Regions from separate parts of the Homo sapiens genome. Here region 1 is linked to region 2. A link is an interaction called in ENCODE POLR2A ChIA-PET data of the cell type or tissue named here. Cell type or tissue: OCI-LY7. All regions are shown on one strand. Each heading gives the region's core, and the rest is flanking DNA. Links, peaks and the distances in the headings are about the cores only. Region 1 overlaps EFCAB11 (EF-hand calcium binding domain 11). Region 2 has its middle 45 kb from the start of FOXN3-AS1.

The links. ChIA-PET counts read pairs that join two places held together with the same protein. Peaks named below come from ENCODE experiments on the same cell type or tissue, not always from the same donor. Only the 100,000 strongest peaks of a DNase experiment are listed, where the experiment ranks them.
Region 1: POLR2A ChIA-PET joins it to region 2 with 7 read pairs; 1 of 35 experiments calls an interaction of 5 or more read pairs at or near these places.

Annotation. Positions count from the first base shown.
Region 1 is chr14:89,879,791-89,884,185 of GRCh38, reverse strand. The region is part of intron 5 of EFCAB11 (EF-hand calcium binding domain 11); the gene reads left to right. Among named protein-coding and RNA genes, the nearest start is that of EFCAB11, 73 kb to the left of the region's middle. RefSeq lists a silencer at 2,027-2,146. In OCI-LY7, for the core only: no CTCF peak of the experiment used is centred there; DNase peaks (open chromatin) are centred at 1,205 and 2,115; H3K4me3 peaks cover 904 bases; H3K27ac peaks cover 2,761 bases.
Region 2 is chr14:89,460,364-89,464,758 of GRCh38, reverse strand. It overlaps a transcript of FOXN3 not described here. Among named protein-coding and RNA genes, the nearest start is that of FOXN3-AS1, 45 kb to the right of the region's middle. RefSeq lists an enhancer at 1,241-1,740. In OCI-LY7, for the core only: no CTCF peak of the experiment used is centred there; a DNase peak (open chromatin) is centred at 2,168.

The DNA.
Region 1 (4,395 bases), core at 91-4,090, 420 kb before region 2:
TTGTATAATTTTTTTTTGTTAAGGGCATTTAAAAATTACTGTTTTCTTATTATTTTTTAGAGACAGAGTCTCCCTGTGTTGCCCAGGTTGGAGTGCAGTGGTGAGAGCATGGCTCACTATAGCCTCAAACTCCTGGGCTCAAGCAATCTTCCCACCTCCGCCTCTGGAGTAGCTGGGACTATGGGCATGTGCTACTATGCCCAGCTAGTTTTTTAAAACTTTTTTGGAGATGAGGTCTCACTCTGTTGCCCAGGCTAGTCTTGAACTCCTGGCCTCAAGCAGTCTCCCACCTCCATCTCTTGAGTAGCTGGATTACAGATGTAAGCCACTGTACCTGACTATATGGACATTATTTGTAGTAGATTCCACAATGCTGTTAAATTTGTCTATATCTAACAGGTACTTGGGAAGAATAATTAAATGAACAGAGAAGTGGTTTAGAAGTGACAGGTGACTTGGCATTTGTGTCCAAATAAAAAGTAAATGTACATTTGGCCCTCTATATCAGCAAGTTCCATGTCTGTGGATTCAACCAACTGAGGACAGAAAATATTTTTTTTAAGTTACATCTACGCTGAACATATACAGACTTTTTTCTTTGTCATTATTTCCTAAACAATATTGTATAACAACTGTTTACATGCCATTTACAATGTATTAGGCATTATGAATAATCTGGAGATGATTTAAAGTATACAAGAGGATGTGCTTAGGTTATATGCAAATACTACAATATTTTATAGTAAAGACTTAAGCATCTATGAATTTTAGTGTTCATGGGAGGTCCTGGAACCAGTCCTTCATGGATACCAAGCGATGACTATATTTATATATTCAGTCACCTTTTGACAAAGCTTAATGGCAGTATTTCTTTTGTGAGTCTGAACAAATTTTCAAGAAACTACAAAACATTCCTCTAATATCAATTTCTTTTATTCAAAGATGTACTAGAATATTATTATGTTAAGATAACTATCTTAGTCCATTTGTGTTGCTTTAAAGGAATACCTGAAGCTGGATAATTTATAATGTAAAAGGGTTATTTGGCTAAAAATTCTGATGGCTGGAGAGTTCAAGATTGGGCGTTTTGCATCTGGTGAGGCCTCAGATTTCTTCCACTCTTGGTGGAAGGCAAAGGGGAGCTGGCATGTGCAGAGATCACACGGCAAGAGAGGAAGCAAAAGAAAGAGTGGGGAGGCGCCCGGCTCTTCTTAACAACCAGCTCTGGTGGGAACTAATAGAGTAAGAACTCACTCACCCTCAACCCCAAGAGAGCACATTCATCTGTTCATGAGGACCCACTTTTCCACCCCCAGGACCCAAACACCTCCCATTGGGCCCCACTTTTAACACTGGGAATCAAATTTCAGCTGGAGGTCTGAGGGGACAAACATCCAAACCATAGCGGTAGCTGTAGGACTTTTTAGCTCTGCCTTCTTTAAATTGTATATTATATGTAACTGAGCCACAGACTGAGAGGTGGGTAGAACATTCACCAGGCCTTTTCTTGTTCCTAAGAACAGTGAAAATTCAAAGAAGGTACACTCTGTAGGAAATCGGTATTTCCCATCATTGCTTATATAAATCTTAAGCAACCTTATTTTAAGGTGAGTAGATGAGTGAATGGATAGAGAGAGAAAAAAAAGAGAGAGAGTGAGAGAAGTCATAGAAACTTGCTGTAGGTTTTTCACCTGGATGAAATGAAACATCACAGATGGTTTCTCACAGATGATCTCTTGGCTTCCTTTTGTAGGAGTTTCTCCCAGGGCAGTGCATTCTTTGTCCATGGTGGGGAAAGAGTCAAAGTCACTATATCAAAATGATCAGTATTCTATAACATATTTGAATTTAGACCATCTCAACATATGCCGCACATACATTTCCCATTGTGCTTCACCCTTAACAGAAACAAATAATAAGACAAGGTAGTATTTGAACCTCTCAATGAAGAGTTTATAATGCATTGAATAAAGTCTTCACAGATACCAATATTTTATTCGTCCCTCTGGCACCCAGGAAGTTTTTCAACACTCAGGCAATGCATGATTGTAAGATTCATGTTAGGTAAGAAATGTGCCTTTCTTTTGTAAAGTAGAAAAAAGGTGTTTGAAAGGGGAAGTGGGATTAGAAAACCAGTATAGCTCCACACAGGTGCTCTTGAGCAAACCAGTTTTTGGAAGCATTATAAATAGAAGTCAAAGTTCTGTTAATTGATTATAGTAATACTACATTGCTTATGTAACCCTAAGCATACATGCTCCTATGTTTAATGCTACTGATCTTGGTTGTAGACCCAGGTTTGAAATTATTTTTGTTCAAGTGCATGCACACTGTCAACTTCATACCTTTACTCTTTAATGAAGGAAAATTTAAGACAAGTAAAATTTAGAACAGATTTTGTATAGTTGGTAGTAGAATTTGAAAATATATTAGTTCCAGGCCAGGCACAGTGGCTCATGCCTGTAATCCCAGCACTTTGTGAGGCCAAGGTGGGTAGATCACCTGAGGTCAGGAGTTTGAGACCAGCCTGGCCAACATGGTGAAACCCCGCCTCTACTAAAAATACAAAAATTAGCCAGGTGTGGTGGTGAATGTCTGTAATCCCAGCCACTCAGGAGGCTGAGGCAGGAGAATCACTTGAACCTGGGAGGCAGAGTTTGCAGTGAGCCGAGATTATACCACTGCACTCCAGCCTGGGTGACAAAGAAAAAAAAAAAGAATATATATATATATGCCAAGTCATAAAGTAGACCAAAAATATAAGTAGCTCTAAAAATAGTTTAGATAAAAATTTTATTGATGGGTAGAGAGTGGATTTTGGAGAAACTGAGATTTTTGTGTATCTCTAAATATGGGGGTTGATGAAGAGCTCAGTTATTCAGCCTTTTACTTCTTTTAACAAGGACTTATTGAGGCAACTGTTACTTGCTTACATTGAGCTAGGCAGTTGGGGATATGGTGTGAAGTAGACAATTTTGTTCTGTAACATTAAATGGCAAAACAGTATCAAGTAAACTAAACCAATGATAACAACCATATAATCACCAGTTGTTCTAAATGCAAAATAAATAAATAAATAAATAAATAGGGTAATAAGAATGCAGAGTAATTGGGATAGTCACTTCAGGGTGCCTGCAGAGACCACAGGAGAGGGTGACGTGTGTTTGTGATTTCTGTGGTACCACCCATCAGTGGACCTGATGGACCATGGTTCTGACTTCTATCCTTTCCCCATTTTATAGATGGGGAAGATGAGATGCAGAAGCACAGTAACTTTCCATGTGCATGTAGGCATCTATGTAAGTGGTTAAGTGAGAATTCAAACCCAGGTGGTATGACTCCAGAGTTAGTATTTTTAACCACTGTGCTGTACTGTCCCACAAGTAATATTAGTTTAATTTTAGTGAAATAACCAAGATAAGTACCAAGCAGACTAACCCCAAAGTCCGCTCTTAACAGCTACACTAACTGCCTCTCAAGAGGTCGTAGAGCTTATAGACTGACACAGCTGGTGTGTTTTTATCATTTTTTTTCTGTGAAGTAATTAGTATTTATTTTTTCTATTTTATTTCGATTTCATTATTTTTCAACTAATTATAAAACACCTTCAAAAGAAAAGAAAAACGGAAGTGAAGTCTCAGTTTAGGATCAATTTGAAATATTCTTAAGACTCTTTTAATATGACATCAGTTAACTTGAGCACCTTCATCTGCCTATGCAGTCCAGTATTCAGGAGAATGCAGTTCGTCTTAGTCCCTTTGAGCTGCTATAACAAAACTTCATAGACTGGGTAGCTTATAAACAAAAGAATTTTATTTCTCACACTTCTGGAGGCTGGGAAGTCCAAGATCAGGGCACTCACTGGCAAATTCAGTGTCTGGTTAGGGCCTGTTCCCTGGTTCATGGAATGGTGTGTCACATGGTGGAAAGGAACAAGGGAGTGCTCTGGGGCCTCTTGGGCACCAATCCCATTCATGAAGGCTCTTCCCTGTGACCTACTCTTATGAAGGCCCCACCTTCTAATACCATCACATTGGTTATTAGGTTTCAACATATGAATTTTAGGGAGACACAAATGTTCAGAACATAGCCGAGTCATACAGTAAATACTAAGAAAGGTATACTCACAACATTTAGAATAAATGGAAACTGAAAAACTATTAATAGGCCAAATCTTAAAAGAGGATATACCAATGCTGACATGCGTACCCACACATATATTTGGCATTTTTGATAGAACAGGTTTGTTCTGGAGAGTTTATACGTAATGAATTTTGCTAAAAGTTTTCTGTAACATCCCTGTGTTGTAATAGGGGAAGAAGCATCACTTTTCTCTTTTTATAATTAGAAAATGCAGGCTTATAAGGTTATACTCAGAGTGGGTCAAGCTGAATA
Region 2 (4,395 bases), core at 103-4,102:
GCCATTGTACCCCAGCTTGGCGACAGAGCAAGACTCCGTCTCAAAAACAAAACAAAACAAAACAAAAACAGAAAAGCAGCATGGGGGTAACTGCCCCCATGATTCAATTACCTCCAACTTGGTCCCTCCCGTGACACATGGGGATTATGAGAACTGCAATTCAAGATGAGATTTGGGTGGGGACACAGCCAAACCATATCACAGATATTACTGAAAAGTTAAGCAAAAGGATAGAGCCCATTTTATAAACAAAGTTAAGGAAGCTTTCTCAGCAAAGGTTTCTTGGAAAGGGGAACCACTCGGAAGTTTTCCTGCTGTTGCTGAAAAGATAGCTTGATACCATGGTCATGTGTCTATGACACCAGGATTGCTTTTCAAGGAGCTATAGAGGATGAGTGCTCTTGGCCATGAATCAGGGGAAGGCTATCTCCAAGTAGAGTAGGCACTTGAGCTGCCTCTAAACTCCAAGTTAGCTTAGGGACTCCCAGGTCTAGGAAATGGGGCAGGTCTGGGAAACAGAAAGAAGGTAGAGGAATCTCATGGCCCCTCCTATACGTGACGCTTCCTTATTCCTTTGTGCCACATCTCTACTCAGCTGAGAAATCTGGAGGAGACTGGGATCCACTCTGTCTGCACTACCTTGGCAGGGAACAGTGGGCTAAGAGACCACTACCAGGCCGGGCGCGGTGGCTCATGCCTGTAATCCCAGCACTTTGGGGGGTCGAGGCATGTGGATCACCTGAGGTCAGGAGTTCAAGACCAGCCTGGCCAACATGGTGAAACCCCACCTCTACTAAAAATTCAAAATTCACTGGGTGTGGTGGCATGTGCCTGTAATCCCAGCTACCTGGGAGGCTAAGGCAGGAGAATCACTTGAACCTGGGAGGCAGAGGTTGCAGTGAGCTGAGATTGCGTCACTGCACTCCAGTCTGAGTGACAAGAGCACAACTCCATCTCAAAAAAAAAAAAAAAAAGAGAGAGAGACCACTACCCCTGCATATCTCTGATTCCCCAGTCTCCACAGCCAAACTTTTGGGGGAGCCCTAGTAACTTATGGCCCTGAAGCAATGATGTCATGTCCCAGGCTCCAGTGGCTGAGGCTGTACTGAAGAGGTCTCAGGAGCCAGATGCTTTTGTGGAATGGAGGCTTTTCAAAAATACACTCTCTCTGCTCTAGAAGAACCAAATGCTGTGGGGATAATTGGAACCCAGTGTACTTGGCTAGGAAGACCTGCCATGGGTAAGAATGGAATACTTCAAAATTGCTTAACCTGCATGCAGTCTTGTGAATCTTTACTTTTAAACTTATTGCTGTGGTTTGAAAGTGTCCTCCAAATTTCATGTATTGGAGACTTAATCCCCAATGAGGTAACATTGAAAGCTGGGTCCTTTAAGAGCTGATTGGACCACGAGGGGTCTGCTGTCATGAATGCATTAATGGGTCAATGTGTTCTCATGGGAGTGGATCTGGTGGCTTTTTTTTTTGAGACAGAGCCTTGCTCTGTCGCCCAGGCTGGAGTCCGCTCACTGCAGGCTCTGCCTCCCGGGTTCATGCCATTCTCCTGCCACAGCCTCCTGAGTAGCTGGGACTACAGGCGCCTGCCACCACGCCCGGCTAATTTTTTGTATTTTTAGTAGAGACGGGGTTTCACCGTGTTAGCCAGATCTTCTCAATCTCCTGACCTCGTGATCCGCCCTCCTTGGCCTCCCAAAGTGCTGGGATTACAGCCACTGCGCCTGGCCGGTCTGGTGGCTTTTTAAGAAGAGGAAGAGAGGGCTGGGTGCGATGGCTCACACCTGTAATCCCAGCACTTTGGGAGGCCAAGATGGGTGGATCATGAGATCAGGAGATCGAGACCATCCTGGCTAACATGGTGAAACCCCGTCTCTACTAAAAATGCAAAAAATTAGCTGGGCGTGGTGGCGGGCGCCTGTAGTCCCAGCTACTCAGGAGGCTGAAGTGAGAGAATCGCTTGAACCCAGGAGGCAGAGGTTGCAGTGAGCCGAGATCGTGCCACTGCACTCAAGCCGGGGCGACAGAGCGAGACTCCATCTCAAAAAAAAAAAAAAAGAAGAAGAGGAAGAGAGACCTGAGAAAGCATGTTAGCATACCCAGCCCCCTCCATTGCCATGTGATGCCCTGTGCTGCCTTGGACCTCTGTAGACAGAGTCCCCATCAGGAAGAAGGCCTTCACCAGATGTGGCCCATTGACCTTGGACTTTCCAGTGTCTACCACAGTAAGAAATAAATTCCTTTTCTTTATAAATGATTCAGTTTCAGGGATTCTGTTATAAGCAACAGAAAATAGAGTAAGATCCTACACTCTAAGTGTTTCCTATTAACTTGCCAGATATATTCTCCAATAATAGTGGCTTAGGTAGGTGGGAGGCATGATTAAAATAAAGAAATTACACTGGAATGATATGCTCCTGGTGAGGTGGCTTTTGACAGTATTAGCCAGATTCCTCAGTGTCCCAGTCCTGTGTATTTGACCTTGGAAGACTTTACCAATATCAGGAGTTCTGCTAAGGAAGAGGAGGAGAAATTGACTTTTATCCTCATGATTGGGAGAGCCCATCAAGGTTGCCCTTCCTACAATAGAGGGGTTTACCCCAAAGGCAGATTCCTGCTTCCACCTTAAACTCAACTTTCTAATCAATGTTAAATAGTCTTCTGGATTTCCTTCCAGCCAGCAAGTATTCAGAGCTCCTACCATGTAATTAGGAAATAATTTATTAATGCAAAAGTCGATATTTACAAATCTGATTTTACTAGCTGGAGTGGAAGCTCACAGAAGAAGGGGCCTGTCGTATGCACTGCCAAGACCCCCTGTGCCCAGTCCTGCTCCTGATAGGATATGGGATCCCTAAGAATTGGATGCCTGGGTGCTATCAAGGCTTTCTTTCATTTTGGCCCTCAAGTTCTGGAATACCCTTTTCTCCCCTTTTCTAGTTTGCTCCCTGCTTAAATCCTACCTATCTTTCAAGGTCTGTCCAGATCGTTGCCCCTGGATGCTCCTCCTGACTACACCAGCTCTGGGGCTGCCATTTTCCTTCTGCCTCCTACTCTAGACATCATGTTGTAGATTTCAAGTAATTTCCTACAAATCATAGTTATTGTGCTACATTTTGAAAAGGACTTGCTTTTTATTATTATGTTTCAAATTGGAATGGATTCAAGGATAATATTACTCTCTGCATTGGTGTTCTGATATGCTTTCTTTGTTAGTTCATTAGTGTATTTATTATTCATTCAAGAAAATATTCTTTGTGTGTCATGGGCTGGGAAATACCCTGATATGATGCAGTGTTAAGCAAACTGCAGGGTTCCCTCTTCTCCTGGTGCGTATATTCTGGTGGTGCATACATTCTGGTAGGTGAAGACAGACAACAGGCAGACTGAGAGATTTTTTTTTTTTTTTGAGACAGAGCCTCACTCTGTCGCCTGGCCTGGAGTGCAGTGGTGTGATCTCGGCTCAATGCAACCTCCACATCCCAGGTTCAAGCGATTCTCCTGCCTCAGCCTCCCGAGTAGCTAGGACTACAGGCATGCACCACTATGCCTAGCTAATTTTTTGTATTTTTAGTAGAGATGGGGTTTCACCATGTTGGTTGGCCATGATGGTCTTGATTTCTTGACCTCGTGATCCGCCTGCCTCGGCCTCCCAAAGTGCTGGGATTACAGGTGTGAGCCACTGCGCCCAGCCCCCTCCCCCCCCCTTTTTTTTTTAAGATGGAGTTTCGCTCTTGTTGCCCAGGCTGGAGTGCAATGACGTGATCTCGGCTCACTGCAACCTCCTCCTCCTGGGTTCAAGCGATTCTCCTGCCTCACCCTCCTGAGTAGCTGGGATTACAGGCATGCGCCACCATGCCTGACTAATTTTGTATTTTAGTAGAGGTGGGGTTTCTCCATGTTGGTCAGGCTGGTCTCGAACTCCAACCTCAGGTGATCTGCCCGCCTCGGCCTCCCAAAGTGCTGGGATTACAGTTGTGAGTCACCGCGCCCGGCATTTGTCTTCATTTATTTTACCAAAGACATGCCTCTTTGTGGATTCCCCAATGCCTAGCCAAGGTAGGAACTTGTAGAATAATTGATTGATTGATTGATTGATTGATAACTCTACTTAATTAATTTTCTCCATGTTCCATCCTTTGGATGGATAAAGGCAATGCCTACTACGTGCAGATCTAAACTGGGAGTGACTCCTGGATGCAGGCTAACGTTCCTCCTCCCCGGCAGAGTGAGAGGAACAAGAAGCGGGACAAATGAAGCCCGCTCACTGTGCACTCTGACGGTGTTTCTCTGCTAAGTGTCTGTGTTTGCATATCATTGGCATTTGTTATGCCGGAAGAAACTAGGTGTGGGATGTTATTTAGATGTTTCCTTGAGTTTTC